Linked DNA regions of Mus musculus: region 2 is linked to region 1. The links are chromatin loops, found by intact Hi-C in ENCODE. Cell type or tissue: heart. All regions are shown on one strand. Each heading gives the region's core, and the rest is flanking DNA. Links, peaks and the distances in the headings are about the cores only.

The links. Peaks named below come from ENCODE experiments on the same cell type or tissue, not always from the same donor. Only the 100,000 strongest peaks of a DNase experiment are listed, where the experiment ranks them.
Region 2: a loop joins it to region 1, with 15 times the contacts of the local background. A loop is called at or near these places in 10 of 42 quality-filtered maps.

Annotation. Positions count from the first base shown.
Region 1 is chr5:116,119,881-116,127,322 of GRCm38, forward strand. Ccdc60 (coiled-coil domain containing 60) reads right to left here. Exons shown (of 14, transcript NM_177759.3): 14 at 5,701-6,297. The coding sequence ends at 6,196. It overlaps C330018A13Rik (RIKEN cDNA C330018A13 gene), which reads left to right and starts at 3,734. Exons shown (of 2, transcript NR_153384.1): 1 at 3,734-3,947. In heart, for the core only: a CTCF peak has its summit at 3,639 (motif pointing right); a DNase peak (open chromatin) is centred at 3,641; H3K27me3 peaks cover 893 bases.
Region 2 is chr5:116,589,653-116,597,094 of GRCm38, forward strand. Srrm4 (serine/arginine repetitive matrix 4) reads right to left here and starts at 2,165. Exons shown (of 13, transcript NM_026886.3): 1 at 1,682-2,165. The coding sequence starts at 1,812. In heart, for the core only: a CTCF peak has its summit at 3,635 (motif pointing left); no DNase peak of the experiment used is centred there; H3K4me3 peaks cover 1,957 bases; H3K27me3 peaks cover 4,127 bases.

The DNA of each region.
Region 1 (7,442 bases), core at 1,083-6,082:
CCTCTTCCTCTTCCTCTTCTTCTTCTTCTTCTTCTTCTTCTTCTTCTTCTTCTTCTTCTTCTTCTTCTTCTTCGTGGTAAGGACAATATTAGGCCCACAGAGTGAAAGATTTCCAAGGAAAGGGAGGGGGAGCATTCCCAAAAGCACCGCCCCCAGAGAAGGCACCCTAGATAAAGGACCATCTTAGCCAGGCTGACAGCATCCCATACTCCATCATTTCACCAGTGAAGGAACGGAGGCATGAGGAGTAAACCTTTCCAAGATCACAGGCTTACGGGGAGAATCGAAAGAGAATCTGATCAACTCCAGGCCCCCATTCACTTTTTCCATTGCTGCCTCTGTCTAGACCCAACTCTGGTAGAGACTTTCAGTCTCTTCTTCCTATAGCCCAACAGGGCCTCCTCTGGGGTAGCCTTCTGAACACTTGTTCTCCATTCCCAACCTTGCCTCTCCCCCTCAGCCTGTGATCTTGAAAAAGTTTACTCCACATGTCTCAGTTTCTTTGTTCATGGAATAGGGATTTGGGATGCTGTCAGCTTGGGTAAGATGGTCCTTCATCTGTGAGCCTAATATTGTTTTTATCACAAAAGTGATACACATAAAATCTCAACAATGTGCAGGGGTCACCTGCACAAGACCAGTGCAATCAGGAAGACAATATGGATTGGGGGTGGATTTCACAAGGCTCGCCCCTGGGTGAAGGGCTACAGGCACATCAATGGCTGCTGAGAGAAGAAGAATCAGCCTTCTCAAGGGATGATGAACCCCTGCTAGGGGAGAGGTTATTCTGTCCTTAGACACAAACCTATGAGCAATGCCAACTTGACTTGACAGGAGATATATCTATATCTGTCTATCCATGTATGTATGTATGTATGTATGTATGTATGCATGCATGTATGTATGTATGCATGCATGCATGTATGTATGTATTATGTATATCTCCCATTTATCATCTATGTATCTATGTAGTTATCTCTCCTATGTATGTATGTATGTATGTATGTATGTATGTATGTATGTATATATGTATGTATCTCTCCTATGTATCTATGTATCTATCTCTCATATGTATGCATGTATGTATCTATCTATCTATCTCTTATATGTATGTATATATGTGTGTATTTATCTATGTATCTATATATCTAAGTATCTATGCATGTATGTATGCATTATGTATATATGTATGTATGTATGTATGTATGTATGTATGTATGTATCTATCTATCTATCTATCTATCTATCTATCTATCTATAGGAGATCATGAATTTGAGAGTGAGTGGGGCCACAGAAGGTGTTGGAGGGGGTAGGGGTGGGTGGAAAGAATGTAAACCCGGTACGCATGAAATTCTAAAAAAAGAAAAAAAGAAAAAAAAAAAAAAAGAAAAGTTGCAAAGGCCAGATGTGTCTTTTCTTGTCACCAGGTTGGGAGCCTGTGACTTTGGCTTTACAGTTAGTCTTTATGTTTTCAGAGGCAGTGATGAGAGGAGTTGGGGGACTTAGGGTGCAGTGAGCCAGAGTCAGACACTAAGGCATGCACTCGGAGACAGTGACTGCCGAGCCGTCCTCACCATGCAAGATTGGGGCACTGTGGACTGACTGTGCACACTCCATTCCCTGGCCCGCTCTCGCCGCTGCCATCTCTAATGTGCACCAAGATCCTGCCACGAGCTGGATGCTGCACATTGGGTCCTCGTGGCCTCTTTAGTGGTCTCCACACCTGACACGCGTGTTGCCCTTGGAGGCTGTGCAGAGAATGGGAGCACCACCGAGATCTGGACTTTTACCACGATTACCACACTGAAGCAGCACTGTGGAGTTCTTTTCAGGCTCTTGCAAGAGAAGGGCCATCTCTCACATGGCGTAGAGTGCGCTAGCTATGTCTCCCAGGCTCAAATGCTGTATGAACGGTCAGAACTTGCCTGCCCCCCACATACCTCATCTCAGCCCTCTATCTTGTAGGCCACTCTACCTCCAGAATTTGTCCATTCGTTATGGGCAATTTTTACTTTCTTTCCATAGCTGTTCCCTTCAATACATAACCTTTTAAGATTACATTTTAGTGCGCGTGTGCTGTGTGTGTGTGTATGCATATATCCACAGAGGCCAGAGACCAGCTTTTGAAAGTCAGTTCTCCTCTTTTACCATGTATAGATTCTGAGGATTGAACTCAGGCCACCAGTCTTGGCGGCAAGCCCCTTAATCCATCTTGCTGGTCCCCAACACCTTAAAACCAGTACTGTAAATCTCTGACAGCCCGTTCTTCCTTATCATATCTATGTCGAGATTCTTGGGGACTTTGGGGGCTGAAGATGTCTCTGTCTCATGAAGTCATTTGCACTTAGTATGTCCTCCACTCTAATTCTAACCCAGTGGTTTCTAACCTGTGAGTGTGGCCCCTTTTAAGGGTCACGCGACCATTTCACGGGGTGGGGGTGTAAAGGGGGCACATATCAGATATCCTGCATGTTAGATATGCACATCACAATTCCTTAACAGTAGCAGAATCCATGAACTAATTTGTACCTGAGGCACATTGCAATAACAAAGTAACACTGAAAAGAATTTTATGATTGGGGGAAGAGGGTCACCCCAACATGAGGAACTGCATTAAAGGGTCACAGCTTTAGGAAGCTTGAGAACCACTGGTTTATTGCAACACCTGGCATGCGGCACACACAGACAGCCTGCTGGCTCTCTCGTACATCATCGTCCCTTGCTGGTGCTTGATGGGATATCTCTGGGAAGGCCCCACGATGCTGGCTACATTGTAGCTGTGCTCTCGGTGAGAGAAGGTCTGAGCATGGGAGGGATGCATGCTATCTAGTTCACACCAGTGAAGCCCCCCTGATCCCCGGGGGCACCTGTTCTCTTCCCATGAAAAGATAGCCATTGTCGTTTTCTAAATATCTAAAGAGATGCTGAAGTTATCTCACTTCATCAGCTCTCCCAGTGTGTTCTTTTGGAAAGAATAGAAACTCGTCTTCTTTAAACTCACCCTCAAGCAGGTGTCCCCAAACTCTGACTTCTTAGCCTAAATATGTCCTGTGGTTTGCTTTTTATAGGATTTTTTTTAAAAAAATAAGGGCTATGTAACTAGGCATAGTGGTACACACACCTGTGATTCCAGTGCTTGGGAGATAGAGGCAGGAGATTCAGGAGTTCAAAGCCAGCCTCAGATACATAAGCAAGTTCAAGATCCGCTCCCACAACGCTGGGCTTCAAAACCAAATAAACAACAAAAGAACTGTTTGTATAAACAGAAAGTTCCACCGATATCTACTGGAAGTGTTTCTCTAGGGAAGATACAGTTCCATCGCAGCAGCAACGTAGATGGCTTGTGAAGTCTAGCGGGATGGCAACTTTGGGGACCAGATACATTGTTGCTGTTCTCTCGGATTCTGATGAAGCTGTTCACTCCAAAAAGATTTCTCCCTGGGGCTCTTGAAGCCCAAGAGACTGGAGATGATGCTTGTGTTGCTGCTCTTTGCTCCGGGTCATGTTTCAGTAACAAACCGTCTTCCTTGTCTGAGCATGTAGGACTTGTTACTGTTGTTGACAGTCTCTGCCTTCCCTTTTGGGCAAGACCCTTAGGTTTCGCTCAAGGGCATGGTGAGAGTGGTGCTAAGAGTTGCCACTAGATGGCGCCATAGTTACGAGCAATAGACCGACCGAGCTGGAGTCTGGCGTGGAGGAAGCAGAAAGTCTTGTGATTTCAGGCTATTTCCTGTCCTAGACAGACCTCATTCTAGACTCTGCTCTGCCACAGATCGTCGGTGTCTTTGTATGCTTAATTAAAAAAAAATGGGGATTATAAATAAAGTAATGCTCCATTTTCCCTCAGAGAGATGCGGTGAACATCAGGGAGACCAGACTTCAAGCGCCAACCACAGTTGGGCAAGGTGGACCAAAGGGCTCTGTTCTGATCCAAAGCTGGATGAAGGTACGGAGTTCTAGGGTGGCACACTCAGGACAGCCGTAGCTACAGATGACCCAGTTTGCTTAAAAAGACAACAGGGAAGGAAGGGTTTGGGACATTTTTATTATAAATGATAAACCATTTGAGGAGTGAGCTGTGTTTGCTTGTGATTGAACACAGTACCACGTACACATAAAAATCACCCAGCACAGTATGCACAGTTTCAATTTTTTTATGTAGTTAGGAATCAGTTACAAATAAGTTCAGGGTCTGGGGAGTCAGTACTGTGTAAGCGTGAGGGTCTGAGTCCAGCTCCTTTCACCCATGTCAAAAAGCCAGGGTGGGGAACATGTGCCACAGACTCCGGCATTGGGAGGCAGACACAGGCGCGCTTAGAAGCCTGATAGCCAGCCAGCCTAGCTGAATCCACAAACCCCGGGTGCAGTGAGAGACCCTGTCTCAAAATATTAAATGTGAAGCATGCTATGGTGTTTGTCAACTTGACACAAACCTGAACAGCCCTGGGAGAAGGGAGACGGAGCTGAGGAGTCCCTCTCACCACTGTAACCCCAGGCATGTCTGTGGGGGATTGCACCCAATCCATTGTGAGGGTGCTGTCCCCAGGCAGGTGGTCCGAGGCTGCAGCAGAAAGCTAGCTGAGTGATTTATAAAGAGCAAGCCAGTGGGCAGAGTTCCTCCATGGCCCGTGCTTCAGTGTCTGCCTAGAGTTAATATCTTGACTTTTTTCATGATGATGGACCGTTCCCTGCAAGCCAAATAAATCCCTTTCCTCTCCAAGTTGCTTTTAGTCAGCGTTTTATTTATTCTTTTTTTGTCTTTTTTTTTTTTTTTTTTTTTGAGCCTGGATCTCACTGCATAGCTCTGGCTGGCCTGGAATTAAAGGTGTCCACTACCATCCCTGGCAGGGTAGAGTAGTTTTTATCCTAGCAGCACACGAAAAAGACAGAGTGGTAGAAGGCCACTCAATGTTCACCTCTGGCCTATGTGTATGTACACACACACACACACACACACACACACACAGGCACGCACACACGCATAAACACATGCACAAACACATGCTCACACATGCACAAATGCACACACACATGCAGGCATGCATGTGCACACACAAACATATGCACACACATCTATACACACAACCTTATACAAGCAAAACATAAATGTAATTTAAATTTAAAAAGAGTGGAAGAATCCTTTCGAGCCTCTGTCTCCTTGTTTGCAGAACAGCAAAAAGCCAGTGCGTGGGGGCCGTGGGGGCCGTGGAGGCTGTGGGGACCGTGGGGGCTGTGGAGCTGGAACCAGATAATCCATTCCACACTGTGTAGAAGGGAGCAACCTATCAGTCAGTGGTGCGTCTGTGAGTCTGTCTGTCTGTCCTCAGGGCTCCGTTCTCTCCTCTCACTTCTCATTTTATCAGAAGGTATCCTGATGTCAACCTCTGCCTTCCACATGTGCCCATGCACAGCATGAATGTACACGTGTGCACACATACATGCCATTTCTTTATGTGCATCGCAGTTAACCATTCATCTGTCCCTGAATCTATACTCTACCTGTTCATTCATCCATCCACCCATTCATTCATTCATTCATCCATCCACCCATTCATGCATGCATTCATTCATCCACCCACTCATTCATCTGCCCATTCATTCATTCATTCATTCATTCATCTATCCACCCATCCAGTTATCCATCTCTCTACGCATCCACTTATCCACCCACCCATCTGCCTATACTACTACCTATTTATCCATCTCTTTATCCATTCATTTATTCATCTGTATGTACTCAGGAATGTCATATGCCAATATAAATAATTACATTACGCAGGCAAAACACATGGCACTAGGTTGTCGAATTTACAAAAGCTCACAAATGATAGCTTGTTCTCCTAAGATCTGATTGCCGCACCCAAATGCCACACCTTGAATTCTTCCTTGGGAAGATGTCAAACATCCAGGTTAGATTTATTATCCAGGGCTTTCGGGGAAGGGGAATGGTGACAAGAGTCTGGGAGAGAAAACAAGAGTCCACATTGGACAGTGAGCGGAGGTAGGGAGCCTGGTGGGGGAGGGGAGGGCCACCTGGGACCACCCTCTCCAGACAGTCATATTGTTAGAAGTGTCTTCAGCTGATCTCACTGCTCCATGCCGTGTGTCCAGGAGAGAAGAGAGGAGGCTACGGGCACAGGCTGGGCTTAGGGATGTGGTGCTGGCTTGCTTTCCTCCACGGGGACTGGGCCCCTCTATGTCAGGATGGTGCGCTGCCGGAAGGGAATGTTGACTCGGCTCTGTAGCCAGTTGATGTAGTCTTCCTGGGGCATATGAATAATGTGTTCTCTCACAAACTGTGGGGTAAACACAGTGTTAATCTCAGAGTCTGGTTTGAGAGCCAGACTAGACTGCCACTCCCAACCTCTCCTTGACATCCCAGAAACCTTTGTGAGATCCAGGATTCCCCCCTCCCCTGACCCCCCCATGACTCAGACACTCATCTTTAGGTTGGTGCAAAAGTAACTGAGAGTTTCTTTGCATCACTGTTAGAATACATAATACAGACTGATGGCTACGTGATACAATGTTTTTAATGCCACGGTCCTTGATTTACATGTTTGGTAGTGACTTGTGCCCTGATGTTTATTTTATACTGTGGAAATCTATGTTAGTCGGAGGACAGATATGAGTTTCTTTTTGGAAAAAAAAATTATTTTTCATTTTATATGTGTGTCTGTGTGTGCCTGTGGAGGCCGGGAAAGGGCATCGGATACCCTGAAAATGGAGCGACAGGTGGTTGTGAATGAGCATATGGGGAGCAGCCGGTGATCTTAACTGTGGAGCCATCTCCATAGCCCTTTGATGTTCTTATTTGAATTCAACAGAGACAGTGGGTTTGCTCCAGGGGCTAATGAATGTCCAGCGCAGGGCGGTTCAGGGAGACAAGGGCTTGTTGAGAGCCACCATGGAAACTGATCCTTTTCACAAGACTCAAGAAAAGTGTTGTTTGAACTGTCAGTTTCGCTTACTATGCGTAGAAACAGCTATTTCTCGAGTGAGTTGTGACACGGGCCAAAACATGGACAGGGTAAGGCAAGCGATGACAGCCAGCTCTGTAGCTAGGACTGAAAGAGGCTCTAAGGCAGAAACCAGACTTGTACCAATACCCATCATGGCTGCTGTTTGTTGGGCTGCTTTTCTGATCCATTACAGGCGGGGGGGGGGGGGGGGGGGCATCCCTGGGGGATCTGGTGCCCTCTTCTGGTTTTGACGGGCATCAAGTACACTTGTGGTGCTTCTATGTGCACACAGGCAAAGTGAGTATACATGTACAACAAAAATAAATCGAGAGAGAGAGAGAGAGAGAGAGAGAGAGAGAGAGAGAAAACCAAAACCACTCAAATCTGCTGTGGTCTCTCTTCTTGGTTGTCAAGTTGGCTACCTCTGAAATTAACTAAACCCCAAGCTGCTGGGGTTTACCCGTGTGGGGGAAGTTTTC
Region 2 (7,442 bases), core at 1,627-6,626, 470 kb after region 1:
GACAGACAGGCAGACAGACAGGCAGAACCATGAAGGTTCCAAGCATGGTAATATTAGGGACAGTCGTCTAAATGAAAACAACAGCAAGAACCTGATTTCCTGCCCATGTGCCCATAAAATAGAAGATCATGGACCAAACACTTCTGCCACCAGACAAATTTCCCCCGGTCCCACCTGCAAGGCCATTTTCTCTGGCCACTGTAGCACTGCCGTGCCAACAGTAGATGCAGGGAGGTGAAGCCGGTGGCAGAAGACCAGGGACGTAAAAGCGCTGACGTCAAACTCTCCACCAAAAACCTCTGAGCAAGCAGACAGTGCCAGCTCTAATGACATCTGGTGTCACATGTACCCCTAGACCCCCCTACCTCTCCAGCCGGAATCAGTGGGTTTCTCCCCCCCACCCCCCACCTCCACTCACATGTCTACTCTGCTTATAGGATCTCCATTCTGCTGGTCCTTCTTGCTTCCTGTCTACCCATTCCCCCCACACTGGATGCTCCATTTGTTTAAAAGACCTGCTTGAGCATCAGTCAGAACAAAGAAAAGTTCCTGGATGTGGGCTTACTCTTCTCGGATCTATTTCTCCAGTCAGCCTTCGTCGACCCCACACTTGCTGGGAAGTTCAGAGTTAGTTGGAGCTGGATGAGGCATCTGTCAGAGGCTCTTTTCCCAGACATGTTTTCCATCTAGTCCCTAATGCAGCCTGCCAGGATTAATCAATCCTGCGAGCGCCCCCCCCCCCAGATCGTCCCTTTAACTCTCAGAACCGCTCAGCCAGCAGCAGCAAAAGATGAGTTTTTATACAGCCTTGATTTTCTCTGACAGAGGGCACAGCCCTCTCAAAGACTTCTGAATCTAACGATCTAGGAAAATATTGGGTATTTCTCTGCTGTGGAAGGCTCTGTGCCCCCTCAACCCCCTCTTGTCTTCTTTTTCTCCTGCCTTTGTATTTCTTCCCATCCTCTCCCCTCCTGTCTTTTTTTTTAACTACTGCTCCAGCACCCCAACTCATTCCAAAGTTCAAAGCCACCAGATCCTTAAAAAATAAAATAAAGTAAAACTTTCAGTATTATCTTCATGCTGACTTTGAGCTTTAGAGTTTTGGTTTTGGGTGCTGAAAAAGAAAGAATTCAACACGAGCAGCAGCTTAGGCTAAGACACGGAGGAGGGTGCTGCTTGGAGCGAGCGTATCTGAGGGAATAGCATATGGGCTTTTGTTGAAATGTTCAGAGACCCGCTAGTTTCTGGGCCAAGGGTTAGAATGCTTGTATTGAACACTGGCTGAGCTGAGTTCATGTCTTGTACAGCATCCCCTGACACCTCAAATCCACCACTGCTTTGCTCCCCTGACCTATGCACTTGGCGATAGCTCGAAAAGTTTTCAGTCAAGTACGTACCCCGAGCCACACCGCCCACCCTAAGAAAGCAAGGGGGTTTGCATAGGAGGTGCGGAGTCTGTAGGAGTGTTGTTCCCCGTCAAAAAATTCCTGTCCCTTTTCAACAGCCTCTCCCTTACACAAGCGATAATTTCTCATGTTCCGGCGTGAGATACCGGGTACGACGGGCTTAGTCCAGACACCCTGTTCCAGTTGCCTGCGTCCACCCGTCAAGATTCTGGGGCACAGGCAAGAAAAGGGGGGGGGACCTCCCAGTGTCCCTAACTCATGAACGAGGTCATTACCTTGGCATCGGCTTGCGGGCTGTGATACTGGCGACGATGATGCTCTCGGGACGCGGAGTGGCCACTGCTTTGAAGGTCCCTTTCCAGAACTTCTCAAACAGCTGTTTCTCGCCCTGCTGCAGGCTAGCCATCCTGAAAGCCCAAGGAGCCCGGGAGCCTGGGGCGCTGTCCGAAGTGCTGAAACGTGGATTACAAACCCGATGACACGCCCTGGGCTCCGGGGCGCTGTCCGCGTGAAACCCCCAAGGGGTGGGGTGGGGAGAGATCGGAGTTCAGGGCGGGGGATGGGATAGAACGGGACGTCTCGGGTTAGGCAGGCAGCGGAGAAAGAAGGTGGTTCCCCGGCTGGGTTCACCTCTTGGCTTGGCTCTGAGCTGCGCTGGGAGCAGGCTGAGCTCCGTGTCTTCGGCGAAGCAAAGCTAGCCGGCTTTCTCTACCGCGCAGAGAACAGAGAGGAGGCGACCGGGGCGTCTGCCGTGCGTGCGCGTGTGAGCTCCGGCGCGCCCGGGTTTTGTCTCTTGCACAATGTGACGTTGGAAGGGGAGGCTGGTCGCGCGAGCTGTACTTTCCTCCCTCCCCTTCTCCGTCTCCTCCTTCCCCAGCAACCCCTCCTTCTCTGGCTCAGCCTCCCGCCGCCATCTGCATAACAAAAGCCCGCAGGTCTGAGGAGGAGAAAGGGAGGGGCGAGCGCTTGTCTCTAAGGCCCCGTGGCCACAGAGTTGCGACTCTGACCCCTCTGAGAAGCGACCCCAACACCTCAAACAGAATCAAAAAGGAGATTCTTTCTCTTAGCCCTCACCCTTCCTCCATCGTCGCAGGCCTTCCCCTCAACCCTTACATGCGCACTCCCGGGCCTGGGCCACCTCCCTATCCTTTTGCAAGACTTGGGGAGCATCTTCCATTGAGGGAGCTACTAAAAAATGCCCCACCTATCCACCCACGCCAACCTGCCTTCACCCACCCCACTTCTGGGATGGACTGCCGAGGTCTGCAAAGTGTGTGTGTGTGGGTGCCCCTATGATTTTCTTTACGCCTGGGGGGCTCTTCCACCCCCCCACCCCGAAAATGCCATTTGACGGACAATCCGTCACCAGCGCGGTTTCTCGCCATCTGTCGAGCCGGCCCCCACCCGCAGAGGGGCGCAGCGTCACATCTGTGCTTGCGGCGCTATAAAGGATATCTCTTTTGTGCCTCGCAGCCGGCCTGCTTCGCGTCCCCGCTGCCAAAGCCCTCCAAAAGAACACCCCTCCCCCACCCCCCTGAGAACCCGCAGCCTGGGTGTGAAACAACAGTCCGATTTGGCAAAGAAAGACTGAGGGGGGAAGGGGGGGGAGGGCTTCCGAGGATTACAAGTAACTTTTTGGTCTTTCCATCTTCTTCCTCCCCCCTACTCTCCCAGTCCCAGCAGAGACTCAGAATCTCAAACTCCAGATGCGCAGGCAGTAGACAACAATGTCTCCCCGTTTTGCCGTAAGGGTCTTCTTAGGGAAGATATCTTAGTGAGATTTCCCCAGCCCATTTCTCCTCTGGAGCCTTTTAATACTTGGGAGTTTCACCTACCGCCAGGGTTTAAAAGTGAAACTCCTACAAGGAGCTTCTGCTAAGTCTTACAAACCTCCAAGCACTGACACCGGGTTCCACCCTGAAGGCAGAAAAAATTCTCTAATTTTTGTTGACCTAGTAGCAGTGGGGAGCGAAGACACCCCCACCCCCACCCCCAACATCAGTGCGAACTTTGTAAGTAAGTCCTTTGTAAGAGAATAGGAGGTACACGGAGGGGGGAGCAGAGTAGGGGAGAGGAGGACAGGATGGGGCAAGAGAAGCCGGGACACAGGAACAAGGAGTGAGCGTTGGCCTGGAAGAGGCTACAGGAGGAGTTTGTGTGTGATGGCTGTGTGTGATGGCTGTGTACCGGTTTAGGAGCGCCAAGCGCTCACTCCGCAGTGACCCCTTCTGGTCAGTAACTAGAAGTGCATTTTGTTGGCTTTTAAAGGGAGTAGCAGAGATTAGGAGGTGGGATGGGGTTGGGGCTGGGAGACTTGAGGACAGAGGAAAGTAAACCAGGGAGTGAACTTTCCATGTCCTGATCCCCTGCATTCAAATTCCTCATTCTTAGATTGCGTCTAGGACCTAGCAACCCTTGGATGGCTGTCACTTTAAAAGCCATCGAGCTGTCTTCCCTCTTAGCCTTGACTATTTAAAGAGAGAGAAAAAAAAAACAGTAATCAGGTCTGGGAGAGCACTCTGGGAATAAGAGGCATACAAGACTGGAGCTAGGCAAAGTCTACAAGATGCCAATGAGCCCATGCTTCGAAGCAGACAGTGCTGTGGTTTCCAAGTTGTGTGCCTCCTCGAACAAGCTCAGGGCTTAGCACCCAGACTTTCAGCGAGTGACCTCAGTTGTTGTATTAGTAATTGTCTTGTTACTGTGAGCAAATCCCTGATAAGAAGCAAACTAGGGGACGAAGGCTTTATCTGGCTCAGGGTTTGATTGAGTCCATCATGGCGTGTGGGTTGGGGACGGGGAAAGCATAGGAACCTGATGGTCCTGTTACACCGTGGTAAGAAGCCGAGGGAGATGAAAGTTGCCGCTCATCTTTTTTGGATCCTTTTTACAAAATCTGGAACAACAGGTCCATCTCTACTCAAAGCGTGTCGGGCTATTTGTCTGACTCGCCGCTGGGATGCCCAAATGCCGCTTGAAAGCCACTCTGGGGAGGCAGAACACTGTCAGTAATAGGGCTCCCAGCCTGTGATTTCCCAGATGAGGATGTGAAACAGCGGGGTTTGGGACAGATGCTGTGGGGTTTGGGACGGATGCTGTGGGGTTTGGGACGGATGCTGTGGTTCCCTATCTGCTGTGTTCTCAGAGTTGCATCAGACCTCGGGGAGTTGGGAACAGGGGTCCATGGGTACCAGGACAGGGGTGGAATCCGGTTTGGTTTTGAGTGAATGCCAAGAGTCCGGATGGGTTGGAAGAGAGAAGGCCTTCTCTGGGAGATTTAGGTGCGAGTCTTTGTGACCAAGACCTCCCCCTCCTCAGCCCTGGGCAATCTCGATGAAGGACCTTGCTTGTCCAAACTGCTTTATTTGACGGCGGATGTGAACGTATACATCTTACTCGGGGTGAAGGAGGGATTAAATACTTTTTGCAGGAAGAAATGTCCAGGAAGGGAAGCTCACTGGCTAAACACACCTGACCTATTTAAATACCTCATTAGCATGGAGAACTCCGGGTTTTTATGCTACATGACCGATTCTCAAGGTCCTCTCAGTGGGGCATCATGGTTACATGTTCCAGATCAGGTAGTTTGGCAGGGAGCTGGCCTCACATCTTCTCAATTCTGAGGTTTCCTGGGGTTTGCAGCTTGCTCAACCTTACCAGTTCTTCTGTCTGGTGTCACAGTCCCACAAAAGTGGGTCTTCCCTTGTCAGTTAACTTTCTGGAAACATCTTTATAGAAAGAGAGATACATTTCCACAGTGCTTCAAGTCCAGTCGAGTACACAAGGAAGAACTCTCCCTTCTTGCCAAAGCTTCCATTTCAATATCTTACATTACATTTCTTGGGTGATAACCCAGTATCACCAGAGCAGCCTTGCATGGTATTTCACAAAGACCGAATATTCTGGGTTTAAATAGACTGGCTTCGGGGATTAACAGAGTCAACTGGACGGGCAGGCTACAAAGCAGTCTATGGAAACTAGTTTAGTAAAGAAAATCAATTATTATCAGAGGCTAAAAGCACAGCCTCTAGAATCAGATGGAGCTGGGCGTGGTGCACAGATCTGCTACTTTTTAGGCAGATGACCTTAGGCAAGGAACTAACTCCTGCCTCAATTTTTCTACCCTCCCCATCCTAAATGGAGACATTAAAACATATTTCACATGATTCTTGTGAGGGTTACATGATTTAAACATTAGGGCTGGTTTCTCTGATAGAACTCAAAGCCTCATTCCTTTGTCATTGTATACAGTAGAGCCATCTCTGTCTCCCTCACAGTGTGCCTGCTTGCTGCCTCCCCAGGGGCTATGCCAAGAGCTGATACACATCAGCGTGTTGGTTAGTGAACAGTGAGCACACACCCGTGACACAACTGGTATTTACCCTCTGTGTGCCATCGCTGGAAGACATTGCTAATTCTGACTCGAACTCCTGGGACCAGACCTCAGAATCCTTCCCAAAACCCACTTCTGGATAGAGTTCCCGGGTAAGTTAAAACTGGCACTCTTTGTATAAAAATCTACTTCCATCCACTCCTTCAGGATGCTTCTGTCCCCGATGGTGGTATCTTTTCAGTTGTGGAAGGACAGATGGGGCAAAAGGGACTCTGCTTACACCCACGAATTCCTCATGAAGATGAACAAAGCACCCTGAAGGAGGGCAGCATCTCACTTGTTATTTTACAAACTAAGAAATCAGTGGAATGGGTTAAGCTTCTACTTTCTGTGCATGTGTATATGTATGCACATTCGTGTGTGTATGTGTGTGCGTGTGTGTGTATTGCTTGTGTGCATGTAACATGCGGCGGTCAAAAGCAACCTCAGATGTCACTCCTTAGATGACATCAATCTTTTTACTGTGTTTGTTTGTTTGTTTGTTTGTTTACTAGCAGGGGTGACTCACTGGCCTGTAACTCTCCAAATAGCCCACCCTGCGCACGGGGGACCTGAAATTCTGTCTGTTTCCGTTTTGTCTATGGTGGTACCACATGAGCTCATCTCACACTCGGCTTTTCTGAAGTAGGTTCCGAGGATTGAACTTCGGTCTTCAAGCTTACACTTGAAGCATGGCAACCACTTTGCCAACTGAGCCATCTCCTTGAGCCCTATTTATCCGTTGGTGGACTGCTTCTTCTTGAGCTGCCTATTCAACAATGAGGGATATTTCTGTCTGGAAAAGTTCTTTATAATACACAGAAAATAACTGATAGCTTTAAACATCGCTGGTTTGCAGACGTGGTGATGACCTCCGTTGTCAGCATCACAAGAAAAGACAAAACCCACATGTTACTCACACTGTGGTGGAATTTATTTTAAATTTAAATTTGATTAAGCTCTTACAATACTTCCCAGGATAGAGGAAAATGCAGGGAAACTTTCCTGTCAAACCACAGCAGAGCGCAGATGACAGAACAGTGAAATTTCTCACAAACAGTAAAGGAGACAGAGGGATGGCTGTGCACAGTGGGGAGGGGTCCTGGTTACCCTTAGTTTTGTGACACAATGTTGAGGCATCTGTGAAGAGGAAACCTCAATGAAGGAAGTGCCCAGAACTGATTGGTCCATGAGGTGTCTGTGGAGCTATGTCCTGATTCCTAGTGGATGTAGGAGGGACCAGCCCTCTGTGGGCGGTACCATTCCCCCATGCAGCCCTCTGTGGACAGTGACGTTCCCCATGCAGTCCTCTGTGGGCGGTGCCATTCCCCATGCAGCCCTCTGTGGGAGGTGCCATTGCCCACGCAGGTGGGACAAGCTGAGCTTGAGCCTGTGAGCCAGTTAGCAGCTTTCCACTGTGGTTTCTGCTTCAGCTCCTTCTTGAGTCCTTGCTCTGATTTCTCTCGAAGATAGTGACATGGAATTGTACATCAAATAAACCCTTTCTGCCCCAAGCTGTTTTATATCAAAGTGTTTTGTCATAGCAGCAGGAATGAGAACAGAACAGAGAGGGGCAGCAAGTGAACACTACAGATGGGATGCCTGCAGGGTGTGTCTTCATCCACAGCAAATGGGCCTTATTTGACTTTGTCGTCAGCATCCCA